Linked DNA regions of Homo sapiens: all the other regions are linked to region 3. Evidence: chromatin contacts called from ENCODE Hi-C or POLR2A ChIA-PET data. All regions are on one chromosome and are shown on one strand. The core of a region is the stretch at or near the end of the contact, and the rest is flanking DNA. Distances in the headings are between cores, read along the strand shown.

Evidence for each region. Hi-C counts contacts between places; a loop is a spot of excess contacts on that map. ChIA-PET counts read pairs that join two places held with the same protein, here RNA polymerase II (POLR2A). Pooled maps may share reads with other maps.
Region 1: a loop to region 3 is called in a map with no recorded cell type, with 8 times the contacts of the local background. The contact joins the enhancer-like site here to the promoter of MZB1 in region 3. A Hi-C loop is called at or near these places in 12 of 37 single-sample maps with no recorded cell type and 4 of 50 pooled maps. POLR2A ChIA-PET finds 5 or more read pairs at or near these places in 1 of 52 experiments (PC-9).
Region 2: POLR2A ChIA-PET joins it to region 3 with 10 read pairs in Panc1. The contact joins the enhancer-like site here to the promoter of MZB1 in region 3. POLR2A ChIA-PET finds 5 or more read pairs at or near these places in 3 of 52 experiments (Panc1, WTC11 and activated CD4-positive, alpha-beta T cell).

The regions. Positions count from the first base shown.
Region 1 is chr5:139,089,784-139,094,411 of GRCh38, reverse strand. All of the region lies in intron 3 of SIL1 (SIL1 nucleotide exchange factor), which reads left to right. Among named protein-coding and RNA genes, the nearest start is that of SIL1, 110 kb to the left of the region's middle. Within about 2 kb of position 2,356, at least 4 of the 41 ENCODE cell types and tissues checked have a DNase peak (open chromatin) inside an H3K27ac peak, as active enhancers do.
Region 2 is chr5:138,899,122-138,903,926 of GRCh38, reverse strand. The region is part of intron 9 of CTNNA1 (catenin alpha 1); the gene reads right to left. Among named protein-coding and RNA genes, the nearest start is that of LRRTM2, 26 kb to the right of the region's middle. Within about 2 kb of position 3,171, at least 4 of the 41 ENCODE cell types and tissues checked have a DNase peak (open chromatin) inside an H3K27ac peak, as active enhancers do.
Region 3 is chr5:139,388,195-139,392,424 of GRCh38, reverse strand. MZB1 (marginal zone B and B1 cell specific protein) reads left to right here and starts at 2,512. Exons shown (of 4, transcript NM_016459.4): 1 at 2,512-2,745; 2 at 3,840-3,964. The coding sequence starts at 2,569. PROB1 (proline rich basic protein 1) reads left to right here. Exons shown (of 1, transcript NM_001161546.2): 1 at 1-1,833. The coding sequence ends at 391. RefSeq lists silencers at 1-55, 1,326-1,375 and enhancers at 391-685, 2,346-2,755, 2,732-3,279, 3,280-3,827, 3,828-4,230.

The DNA of each region.
Region 1 (4,628 bases), core at 1,107-3,606, 300 kb after region 3:
ATGTAAGCCCTGAGTGGACAGAGATTTTGGTCTGTCTTGCTCACATCTGGATCTTCAGAGCCCAGGGCTGTGCTTGGCTCATAACAGGTATTCAATAAAGATTGGCTAATGAATGATAGAATGAATTCTGTTGTATCACCTGTTTATTCTTAAGGTGTGTGAGGAGTTTGTGTTTAGGCCTTTGTTTCTCTTTTGAGATTTCCAGTGGTTTCCCATTCCAATGGGGACATGATTCCTATTGTTTCTTTTCCACTTTTGCTCAGCATGGAAATGAGAGTCAGGTTGGAGGTGGGTTGTACAGAAACACGATGTGTTCACTCCATCAGCAGGAAGAGCAAATAAATAGCTTCATTTACTACTTTCCTGGCAGAAATTGTTTCCGCTGCAGGTGAGGGCTGGTTTATGATGATACCCTCCCCATTTCATGTTTAAACCTGAAACATGATCCAGGACTGGCTTCCTGAGAGGAGGAACACTTATTTCTGATTCTAGTTCAGCCCATGACAGATGTGGAGTATGTGTGGATTTGAAGACAGTGGGGGAAAGCATGGGACTTTTTGATGTGGAGTAAAGCCAGAGAAGGAAAATTCATCTACTCACAGTATGTATTGAGCTTCTCTTTGCCATGCACTGAAAATTTATAGGGTAAAGATAGTGGGAATGTGGACTGGTTCAACAAATCCTGTTCAGTAGAGCCTGACATCATGTGATCCCAAGGGAATTAAATTTGGGACAAATGAAAGAAAATTTACCTCACACAGTGTGTTGTAGATACAGAGTTGAAAGGATTTAAAAGTACCTTAGAAAAATGTAATGGGTAAGGGATTGAAAGAGTTTTGAAGACCTCCATTAACCATCACGGAGAAGAACCAATCTCTTCTATCCTCAGCGCAATGGCCAGGGTATGGAGATTGTGTCAGGTTATTACCTTTTCACACACACGGACTGGGTTAGTGTGGGAAGAGAGATGGAGCTAACTGCGCTCTGAAGGATTGTGGACGGCACCTGTTCAATAACACCTGTCTCCCTGTGTTAGAACTTGATTTATCTCTGTCTTAGTACATTTTATGCTGCTGTAACAGAATAATTGAGACTGGGTAATTTCTAAAGAGCATAGATTTATTTCTTACAATTCTAGAGACTGGGATATCCAAGTTTGAGGAGCTGCATCTGTTGTGGGCCTAGTTGCTGTGGCATACGTGGCCAAAGGCATCATGTGGTGACAGAGCAGGTGCTGGAGAGAGAGCAGAATGGGGCTGAACTTGCCTTTTGTGGGGGGGAACAAAAGAGACGGAGTGTTGCTATGTTGCCTGGGCTGGACTCCTGGGCTCAAGCAAGTCCTCGCGTTTCAGCCTTCCATGTAGTTGGGAAGCTAGGACTATAGGGGCACACCACTGCACCCAGCTGGACTTGCTTTTTTAATAAACTACTCTTGCGAAAACTTACCCACTCCTGTGATAGTGACATTAATCATTCATGAGGGCAAAGCCCTCATGACCTAATCACCTCTTTCAACATTGTCACATTCAGGATTAAGTTTCCAACACATGAACTTTGGAGGCCACATTTAAACCATAGCAACCTCATAATATATTTTAAAGCTTCCATAGAATATACTTCCCAAAGAATGAAGTCATACTGATTTGAGGCCTGAACAAGGTCATTAGGAGCAACAAAATGTAAGATAAAAGGTATTTCCCTTGTGCCTGGCACTCTCCATCTCCTGTTGTTTTCATGTTCCCGTTGTCTTGAGCCCAAAGATGTAGCGGTTCTGCTTTCTGTTTTTGGTGTGGTGCCCATCATACCTGTGGTGTTCTCTGAACAAAGGCCTGTTCCTGCTGGGCACAAAAATTGGGCTGGGCTTGGGGCTATAGATTTCTTTTGGAGATAAATAAGCAGGGTATCTTGCATCCCCTTCCATTTCGCCTGTCTCAAGGAAGAGGCCAAGGGTCCCCTCTTTTTGCAAGTAAAACAGAATGTACTTTCTTAAAACGATTTAAATATCACAGTTGGGTTCAATTTATCTACAGAAATAGACTTATATAAAAGGAAAACTTACAAAGGAGAAATTTCTACCAAATAATGGGCTCCCTTTTTGTTAAAATTTTTTTCCTACCTTTTTCAAGGTCATCCAGTTTAAAGTCTGAGTGTCCAAGAAAGAAGGGAGGGGAGGCCTAGAGGGAGAAGGGAAAGTAGAAGAAACAGAAGTACTTATAGATTCTTTAGGGTAAATCTGAAGTCTTAGTGATCATATGCTTTTTATCAGTACCAGCGATGCAGCCTGCCAGGGGTTTCCCCTCCTTGACCTTTTTCTTCACCTCCTGCTCCCATACTCCCGTTGGATGGTCAGGCAAGGAGGGCTGGCCTCAAGAACCTCAGCTATTCTAAGTCCTTAGCTCTGCCTGTCTGCTGTTTCAGCCAAACTAGATGGCCTAAGATCTCACACAGTCCACTTACTCCCATTTCCAGCCTTGGTGTGAACCCTTTCCCCCATCTGCAGGGCTGTATTGCAAATTACAGCTGTGAAACAAATTGCCACCAACTTAGTGGCTTCAAACACCGTCTCATTTATTATTTCATAGTTGATGTAGGTCAGAAATCTAGGTCCTGGTTAGCCGAGTCTTCTGTTCAGGGTCTCACAGCCTGAAACCAGGGTGTTGGCCAGCCTGTGTCCCTTTCTGGTGGCTCTGGAAAAGAATCTACTTCCAGGCTCATCCAGGTTATTGCCAACATATCTTTGCAGTCACTTCCTAGAAGTCAGACTTCTGGGTCAGAGGGTAAATGCAGTTATAATTTTATTAGATGTTGTCAAATTCCCCTTTATAGGGGCTGTATATGCAAATTTCATTTCCCTAGTCTCGCCTGCAAAGTACTTACAACCTAATAGGTGGAAAGCAGTTTTCTACTGTAGTTTTATTTTATCTTTGTCATGTGATGAGCAAAGTTGAACATCTTTTCATAGAGTCAAATAGCATTGTATTTCTTTTTCTGTGACCTGCCTGTTTATATCTGTAGTCTTTTTTTTCTATTGTGTTTTTGGTCTTTTTCTCCTTATTTTTTAAAAGTTTTTTATATATTGGGGATATTAACACTCTATGATATTAAATTGCAGATACTTTACCTAGTTTGACATTTGTCTTTTTTGCTTATGATATTTTTCCATGCATTTTTATTTTTTATAAAACTTTTTATTTTTGCATAATCAAATTAATATTTTTGTGATTTCTTTTGGATTTTGAATTATAATTAGGAAAGTTATTTACTTTCAACAAGTTGTTGCCACCAACTTATAATTAGGAAAGTTATTATTTACTACTCCCAGATTATAGAGTAGTTGACCTATGCTTTCTTTTGGTACTTATATGTTTTCATTTTGTATATTTAAAGATTTAATTTGTTTGGAATTTATCTTGACATGTAGGCATAAGACATGGGGTTAATTTTTACCTTTTTCAGTATGTCTGTTGAGTTATCCCAACACTGCTTATTAAAAAGTTTGACTTGGCCAGGTGCAGTGGCTCACTCCTGTTACAATCCCGGCCCTTTGGGAGGCTGAGGTGGGCAGATGGATTGAAGCCAGGTATTTGAGACCAGTCTGGGCAACAGAGAGAGATCCTGTCTCTACAAAAAAGAAAAAAAATTAGCCAGGTGTAGTGGTGCGTGCCTGTAGTCCTAGCTACTCCAGAAGCTGAGGTGGGAGAATCGCTTGGGCCCAAGAGTTTGAGGTTGCAGTGATCATACTACTGCACTCCAGCCTGGCCGACAGAGCGAGACCCTGTCTAAAAAAGAAAGTGCTTTCCCTATAGATTTGAGATGCTGCTCTTACTGTATATTAAATTTCTGTGTGCAGTTGGGTCTGTTTTTGAATGTTCTTTTCTGCTTCATTGGTAATTCTGTCTATTCATGCACCAGTATCAAACCATTTTAATTGTAGAGGTTTTGCAATATGTTTTATTATCCAGTAGGTCATTCTAGTTTTATTTCTGTGCGCTCCTGTTTGTGTGTATGTGTATCTAGATGGCAGTTGGAGACATGAGAACTGATGAGCCCCAGAAGAGAATCAAGAGCATCCTGAGAAGTTTCAACTCTTAACAGTCAGGTAGAAGAGGGTGAGCTGGCAAAGGAGAGGCTGTAGTGGCAGGAACTCATCAGGTATTCAGTCTCAAGGAAGTCAGGGCAGAATACTTACTTTAGGACTGAGGAACTGGCCTCCTGTGTCATGTGCTGCCAAGAAATCTCAGGAGGGGAGGAGTGAGAAGCATCAGTGGTTGTCACTGGGTGAGAGTGGAGTGGTGTGGAGTGGGCTTTGGAGTGAATGGCGGGTAAGGAGGTCTAGACATTCCTTGAGAAGTTATCAGTATAAGAAAAATGAAAGGAGATGAGAAAAGATGCTACCCAGAAGAGGTCTAGGGAAGTTTTTCTTTATTCTTTTTCTTACATTGAGGTTAAATTTATATAATATAAAATTAATCATTTTAAAGTGAGAAGCTCAGTGGTATTTAGTACATTCATTATGTTGTGCAATCACCGCTTCTATTTAATCCGAAAACATTTTCATCACCTCAAAAGGAAATCCCATACCCGCTGAGCAGTTTATCCACATTTCCCTATCCTCTAACATCTGACAA
Region 2 (4,805 bases), core at 1,922-4,421, 490 kb after region 3:
AACTCTAAGGTGCTATGCTCATTTGACAGGGAATAGATGCTTAATTTAAGGCAAGATGAATTTTATTTGAACACCAGACAATTTTTCAAACAAAAAAAAATAACATGAAGACAACATCAAGATGGACCAAAGGCAATCATGATCAAAAGTGGAAAAGGAAACTGGTTATGTTTCATAGTTAAAAGCAAAACTGCCCTTCAACTGGGTTCTCAAAAACACTGACAGCTTGAATCTCTCCTGGCTGATGCGGCTTAATTTGAACCGAAATCTTTACCTTCCCGTCCAGCCATCTCAATGATACAGCTCACGTGGCCAGGAACAATCTTTCCAGGTTGTGTCATACTTCCTTTGCTGAAGCTCTGGAATGTTACTGCGTAGTGACTGCTAAGGCTGTGATCACTTATCCATATTTCTAAATGAACAGGCTTGCCAATTCCATTAGCAATATCTGGGCCCAACTGAATACACGGTACTGAGACACATCTTTACCCCAGTTGCAAACTGAGTTATGAATGATAAAGGCGTAGGCAGTTGAATATCAGAGGCACTTTCTGGGAATTTAAATGCTAGAGTAAACAAGGGCAATGGCAATAACCTTTGATTTTCACTCCTCCGCCCAACTTAAGCACATAAACACATCAGAAAAATTATACACTATTACGGCAGTTGTTTGTAGTGCTACAGTTAAGGATTATCAGCTTTCTATAAGACTGCTAACTATCAGAATCCTGCAATGCCCAAACACAAGGAGAAACAAAAGAAGTTAACGTGCAATTTAAACATAAAAATGTAAAGGAACTGGAAAGTCAGATCTCTGATGTTTATGAGTCCTTCAAAGTCACATAAAGAAGCAACACTTATACTCCCTGACACTTACAGTTCCACCTTCTCTGTCATCTGGACCCAAGCAGAGAGACATTTCTTTTCAGGATGACAAATCTACAGAGATGACTGGGGATTTCTATTTGTTTGCTTAAAAAATCACTGCAAAATATGACCTAAGATAAATTTTGTAAAATGTAAGACTTAAAAAAAAAGGAAACAAATATTCATTGAAGGAGAAAGCTTGAATTAGATGTGTTCATGAAGAGTAATCTACAACTTCTATTGCTTCACTGCCTTAAGACGACATTTTGAACAACAAACATAAAATCTGATGATGATCATTGAAAAAATTAGCATTTTGTGACTAACAAAGATCGCTGGTGTACCGGGCACGGTGGCTCATGCCTGTAATCCCAGCACTTTGGGAGGCCGAGGCGGGCGGATCATGAGGTCAGGAGATCGAGACCATCCTGGCTAACACGGTGAAACCCCGTCTCTACTAAAATACAAAAAAATTAGCCGGGCGTGGTGGCAGGCGCCTGTAGTCCCAGCTACTCGGGAGGCTGAGGCAGGAGAATGGCGTGAACCTGAGAGGCGGAGCTTGCAGTGAGCCGAGATCACGCCACTGCACTCCAGCCTGGGCGACAGAGCGAGACTCCGTCTCAAAAACAAAAACAAAAAACAAAGATCCCTGGTGAGGTGCCCAGCACCCTGCCTATTCCAATCATTTAGGAGGCCACTTGAATGCTGGATCCAGGACAGTCACTACTAGCACAATCTTATTTCAATCTATATTCTCAATCTTATGAATCCTTAAAACTCAGAAAAATATTTAAATTAAGAAGCAAAAGATTTTTAAAAAAGAAGCAAAAGATTACGTAAGTACTCTCTACATCAGACACATGAGGGTAGTGTGTGGCTAAGGCTGAAATGGCTGTTAAACCATCTTTTCTGTTTCATGATTACAAACACTAACAAAACAAAGGTTATGGAAGACTTGTTCTTTATTTTAAAACATTACTTTAAAATATTTCTGGTGTACTGTTGAAGCAGTAATGTTCTACAAGAGCACACTGCCTATTTCAGGAGGCCTGGGAGGAGGAAGGAGTGCCTGTCACTAACAGTCTTCTCCAGATGAATGAGCTTCAATTCACCCCCCAGGGACAGGGCTACTCACTTCTAACAATGACAAATGTGCAAATGCAACATCATGACCATAGCTCTCTGAGAGGCTAACCTCACATACTAGTGTCAGGCCTGACTACAGTGAAAGGAGAGGGCGAGGAGAGGAGCTTCCTAAATGCCTCTTTCTGTGGAAAATCTGGGGCTCTAGAATGACGTAACTATTAACAATGAGACTAAAGAAGATCCTGAGGTTAGAATGAGAAACACTCTGAGCTGGGTGCAGTGGCTTCCAGTCCAAGGCAAGAGGATCACTTGAGGCTAGGAGTTTGTGACCAGCCTGGGCTACATAGCAAGACCCCATCTCTATACATTAAAAAATTTTTCATTGGCTGGGTGTGGTGGCACGCACCTATAGTCCCAGCTAATTGGAAGGCTGAGTTGGGAGAATAGCTTGAGCCCAGAAGGTCGAGGCTGCAGCAAGCCATGACTGCAAGACCATGTCCCAAAAAAAGAAAGAGGCTGGGTGTGGTGGCTCATGCTTGTAATACCAGCAGTTTGGGAGGCCGAGGTGGGCGGACTGCTTGAGGCCAGGAGTTGGGAGACCCACCCCTGGCCACATAGTGAAACCTCACCTCTACTAAAAATACAAAAATTGGCCCAGCGTGGTGGCACGCCCCTGTAATCCCAGCTGCTTGGGAGGCTGAGGCATGAGAATTGCTTGAACTCAGGAGGTGGAGGTTGAAGTGAGCTGAGATGGCGCCACTGCACTCCAGCCTGGACAACAGAGCGAGACTCTCTCAAAAAAGAGAAAAGAGAAAAGAGGGGAGGGGAGGGGAGCGGAAGAGAAGAGAAGAGAAAAGAAAAACACTTGGAGCAGTTAACTTCCACAGAGAACCCAGCAGAGCCAAGACTTCGTAGAACAGTGAGAAGTATCTCTGGATTTGTTAGGAGAATAAATTATTATCTTTCCTACCACAGTTACTTGTATTAACAACTAAAATGTCTCTGATTCCCACTATTCGAAGAGGTAGGCTAAGACTGACACCACAACCACTAGTTTGAGATCAGGCAGCCCTCTTTTGTACCATCTGTGCCTACTGTGTGGAAGTTTGGACCTTGCGGAAGAGCAGGTTTCAGAAAACATTTAAACAATCGGCCTTGGGTTTTGCTGGTTTCAGGAAAACCCAAGCTCAAATCTGAGCTGTTGAGGAAATGACTCACAGCCCCCCTGTGTCAGATCAACAGATTAGACATCTGTACATGACAGACAACTTTTTCAGTCTTTTAGGAAGGCTCTACCTTTACTCCACGATGGATGATCTTTACTTACATAAAATTTGTTAAATGAAGTTTCATTTAGGAAAAAATCCCATTATGACTTTATTTCAATCCTGCTCCTTCTGTAACCATAATGACTATTTTTCTCTATTATACATAGATTTATGATTTACTGAAGTCGAACACAAGTTGTTTCCCACTTCCTTAACTGCTCCTGGCTTCCTATTTGGCTGAGTTCCTCTTATCCTGGAATGTTTGTAGGAAGACAAGATAAGATTTCTTTTTGTTCTTGATAATAAATTAATGACTGACTCTCATAACAGTTTATACCTGTTGTAGGAGTAAGCAAGTGAGAAGAGATGTGGGACAGGGAGCTTTTAAGTCTAAATAATGACCCACCAACGCAGCAGCAGCCCAAAGGAACAGAGTTCAAAACATTCATCTCTTCCCCTGTGCCCCTGGGCCAAGCTAGCACCCGAGTTTTCTTCTTTAAAATGATCTGAATGTCTAAAAGTCAAAAATAACAATAAAATCAAAAACTCAACTTTTACAAACTTGTCGTACATAAAGTAAAAGTCCCAAATGCAGGTCATAACATTTCAGAGGCACTCAATAAGTTTTTAACAACTACTTCCAAACCCACAGGGGAAATGATGATAAGCCCCTACCTTTCCAATTTCCAGGGAAAGGTGTTGGTGATCTTATTAGGAGAAATAAGATATCTTACAATACTGAAAAATGAAGTATGCATGGATAATAGAAAAATTCTACAACTAGATTGTGGTGATGGGTGCACAGTTCTGTAAACTTACCAAAATCTGAATTGTACACTTAAAATGGTTAATTTTATGGTATACAGATTATGCTTTAATAATGCTTTTTCAATTTTTAATGCAGAGCTAGGCAGGTGAAAAATTAAGAGAAATTGTCAGAGGCTAGAAAAGAGAAAGGAGAACTTCAGAGAAGTAAGCAATCAGCCAAAACAGTGTTTCCTCTGGTGGGTGGTGGGGGGTTTTGCAGGGAGGCACCATTTCATGATGAGAACTTGGGTTTTAATGGGCCAAGGCCAGGGTCCTCTCAAGGTAGATGACTCAGATCAGAGACTGCGCAGAGCTGGAACAGGCAAAAGGCAACAACCCTAGTAAGTGACCAACCCTAAGAGTGATCAAGAAAGTCACCATGGAAAGAGGGTATTTCTCAGTCTAAGCATTCGCTCAGGGAGGAAAAGAAGAAAAAGCCCCTATACCCCACTCCAAATTCTAATCAAAAGCTGGCAGAGGTTTAGGTATAGAAATTATGTTATGTATATGGTTCAGAAAACTTTTACATTTAAGAGGTTATGTATTAGTAGTACCTCTAAGCAGGTGGCAGAAGCAAATATAAATGAAAATTTTACCTCATGGAAGGTAAGCTAAACACAGGCTTCAAAGAATTCCCACAATAAAACTCCAGGAATGTGAACTCACAAATTAAAAAAACAAAAACAAAAACAAAAGTATACAAGGAAATGAGCCGTCTTGGGCAAGAATAAGCAAAACCACCACCTGTGTAATCAGATCCATAATAACGCAATACTC
Region 3 (4,230 bases), core at 1,263-3,762:
CGAGAGCGGCCGCTACTACTTTGTGGAGGCGCCGCGGCAGCCTCGGCTGCGGGTGCTCTTCGACCCTGAGAGTGGGCAGTACGTGGAGGTGTTGCTGCCGCCCTCGTCTCCCGGGCCGCCCCACCGCGTCTACACCCCTCTGGCCCTGGGGCTCGGCCTCTACCCGCCCGCCTATGGGCCTATACCCAGCCTCTCTCTGCCACCGTCCCCGGGCCCGCAGGCCCTCGGCAGCCCCCAGCTACCCTGGGTCTCTGAGGCAGGGCCCCTGGACGGGACCTACTACCTGCCGGTGAGCGGGACCCCCAACCCCGCACCTCCTCTGCTCCTCTGTGCGCCGCCCTCCAGCTCAGGTCCCACCCAGCCCGGCAAGGGTTCATTGTTCCCGCTGTGAGGCCCCGGGCCGATCCCCATGGAGTTGGAGCCCTTGGATGCCTGGGAGGTTCTGGCATCCAAGCCCCTACCCTCCTCTCCTTCCGTCGCCTCTGTCTTTAACCCATCCCAGTCAGTCGTCGGACAGGAAGTGATCTTCAGAGAATGAATCTGAGCCCCGAGGCTGGTGGAGCTGGAGTCACCCAGGAAGTGGCTGCCTACTTCCTCCCCCAACAAAATTATGTATCCCTTTCCCAGGCATTCCCAGGGCGTGGTGTGGTGTGGTGTGTGGGTGTGTGTATATGTGTATATGCGGGCAAGCAAATAGGGAAAGTGAGGCATCCCTGGGCTTGTCCCCAGGAGCCGATCAGAGGAGGTGCTGTGGCTGCCGTGGGGCAGCAGGAACGGGAGCAGCAGGAGACAGGGCGGGGAACTGTCTGCCCTCCCTGATGGTGGGCCCAGCTGAGGTGAGGCTGGCCAGTGCCCCTGGTGAGGTGGCAGGAAGGACTCTGGCTGTCGAGTCTGCTCTTAGGAAGAGGAGCTGAGCTTTGGCCCTGGAGGTTACTGGGGGGAAAGTGGCCAGTACAGCCCAGGCCAGGCTGGCTCCGAGAAAGAGCTAAGGCGGGGGACAGCAGGTGGAGGCAAAGCAAGGAATACAGGGAGGGCCTGGGTTGGGGGTTAGCCTGGAACTTGGGGTGGGAAGATGGGGAGCCTGGCCCTCAGAGCTGAGCTGACTCATTTTTGGGCCAGGGGTGGGGCTTCAGTCCCCCACCCCCTACATCGGGAGTAGGTGAAATGGTCATCAGGAAGCTCTGAGAAGAGGGAGGGTTGGGCTCTTGTCCCACAGGAGCCTCTTGACCCCTCTGTGTGGCCAGAAGGTGGGTTAGGGCCAGCAGTAGAAGCGATACCCCTGGTGGAGTATCCAGAGGGATCTGAAGCTCTTGGCAGGTTCCACTCCCCAGTAACAGATGTGGCAACAATGGCCAGAGAGGGGCTGGCCCTACAGACCAGTCACAGCAAGGGACAGGGCCCAGAGCCTGCACTTCAGTTGCCCTGAGATTCCAGGAGCCTCTGAGGGAGATGAGGGGGGTCTGCATGAGGTGGGAGGTGGTGTGCGTGGGGGTCTGTATATAGTTCTGAACCGGAAATGGCTGGCCCTTGCCAGCCTGGTGTGTGATGTGATGAGTTTGGGAAGGACAGTTTCCATGAGAAGCAGTGGCAGGGATGGGGATGGATGCCTTCGTTGTTCCAGGCCTGTCAGGGGGCCCAGGTCCCTAGCAGTCCCTGCCCTCTGCCCTGGACTGGAAGCTGACTAGGAGAGCTACGAATCAGAACAACTGGCCATTTTCTAGCTGGAGATGCCAGCTCCGATGGCATGGAGGGCCCTGGGGCCACCCCAGGTGTCTTTACCTCATCCTGGTGTGTAATAAATCACTGACCATGGAGCCATCATGGCTGAAATAACTGGTGTGAGGTGCCTGATTTCCTGCCACAGCCTCTCAACACCCTCCACAGTGCCCTTCCACGCCTGGGTATGGCCTGGGTGGAGGGGACCTCAGGGCTAGGGAAGGAGACCATGTGTGTCTTGGAAACACTGTAGCATCCCTGTCTCCCTGAACTTGCCTCCCAGGAGGCTGGCAGCCACACCTCATTCCTTCTGGTGGTTGAGTGGCCAGGGAGCCTTGGGGTCAATCAGGCTTGGGTTTCTCAGCATGGCCCCTCTAGCTATGTGGCCTTGGATTTGTCACCTCTCTCTGAGCCTTTGTGTCGGAAGAGGCAGAATAAACATGACAGTCTCATTTCTCAGAAAGGTCAATGAAACAAAAAAAGATGACGGCAGCCAACCAACTCTTCCCACAAGGCACTCAGCACAGTGCCTGCCACTTGGCCAGATCACAGGATGTGGGCAGTATCGGCCCCTATGTGTTCCTGCCTAGGCCCAGCCCCTCTCCTTGCCTCAGTGCTCCCTATCTGTGAAATGGAGCTGAGATGGCTGGAGCCAGGGTCCAGCTAGAGGACAATGCCCACGTGGCATCTTCGGGGCCCTGGAGGAGGGAGTGGGAGGAGGATGGGAGGGGTGAGGTGTCAGTTCCCCATTGGTCTAGGCCAGGTGTTCTGTGGCGGTCCCCACACCACACAAGCACACACACATCTGCACCTCAACCACAGACTACACTTGCTGAACTGGCTCCTGGGGCCATGAGGCTGTCACTGCCACTGCTGCTGCTGCTGCTGGGAGCCTGGGCCATCCCAGGGGGCCTCGGGGACAGGGCGCCACTCACAGCCACAGCCCCACAACTGGATGATGAGGAGATGTACTCAGCCCACATGCCCGCTCACCTGCGCTGTGATGCCTGCAGAGCTGTGGCTTACCAGGTGAGTCCTTCACCACTGTCACCCTGCCCTGCTCACACCCCTTCTCAAGCCAGACCCCTCCACCCACCTCACATTCCACCACCGGCCTTTGATCCCCAATCCCTACCACTGGGCATCAAGCCACAGATGCAGCCTTTCATATATTCCATGCCTCAGTTTACCCATCTGCCTGCCTAACAGCAGACAATCTGGGAGACCTCCTCAGTATTTTGAGACCCCAGGGAATCACTCACTTGTCCTTAGACTTCTCCCTTTCCAGGCCCATCCTTGAGTCCGGACTCCCTCCCCAACCCTGACGGGGCGGCTTTGGCTATGTGTACATGGTGCAAGTGCACACGTGTGAGCGCCTGCACGTGAGTATGCGTGTGTCTGGCTTCACACACACACCTGCTGAGCATGCCTGCGTGCCAGTGTCTCTGTGAGGTGGGGGCCTGGGAGTACTTGTGTGATTGAATATTGGGCTCCAGTTTTTCTTACCTTGCTCTTGTGGTTTAAAATGGCACGTGCCGGCCGGGCGCGGTGGCTCACGCCTGTAATCCCAGCACTTTGGGAGGCTGAGCGGGGCCGATCGCCTGAACTCAGGAGTTCGAGACCAGCCTGGCCAACATGGTGAAACCCCGTCACTACTGAAAATACAAAATTTTAGCCGGGTGTGGTGGCACATACCTGTAGTCCCAGCTACCTGGGAGGCTGAGGGAGAAGAATCACTTGAACCTGGGAGGTGGAGGCTGCAGTGAGCTGAGATCGTACCACTGCACTCCAGCCTGGGCGACGAACGGCGTGAGACTCTCTCTAAATAAATAAATAAATAAAAATAAAATGACACTTGCCACTGGGCAGGTGTGCCCTGGACGAGGGACCCCAGTGCCCAGGCCTCACCTACCACTTCAGCATTTCTTTCCCATCCCCCATCCCCATCCCAGAGAGCTTTGGGGGCTGGGGGAGGGGCCATGCAACAGCCTCACAGGTGCTTCCTGCTCAAACGGCTCTCTTGCCACTTTATTTTCCCCAGAGACTCTGCTCCTATCCTCCCCACCTCCCCCTAACTGAGCAGCAGTCCTGAGGCCCTGCCTCCCAGTCCCTCCTTGTTCCAGATGTGGCAAAATCTGGCAAAGGCAGAGACCAAACTTCATACCTCAAACTCTGGGGGGCGGCGGGAGCTGAGCGAGTTGGTCTACACGGATGTCCTGGACCGGAGCTGCTCCCGGAACTGGCAGGAGTGAGTTGCCAATCCTGCCCCCCACCTCCCTCCTCCAAGGGCAGGCCTGGTGGGTGGAGATTCCCACTCAGCCGCTCACACAACACACACACTCCTCTAGGACTCTGGTCCAAGGGAGGGGCTGGCTGGGATGAAGTCTGGGCTCTGGAGCTGAGAGCAAGTGGGAGAGCAGAGGGCCAGTGGACAAGGTCACCTTGTGACCTTGGGCCAGGGGCTTTCCCTCTCTGAATTCCACAAATGCCCAGCATGTCCAGCTTGCTGTGGAG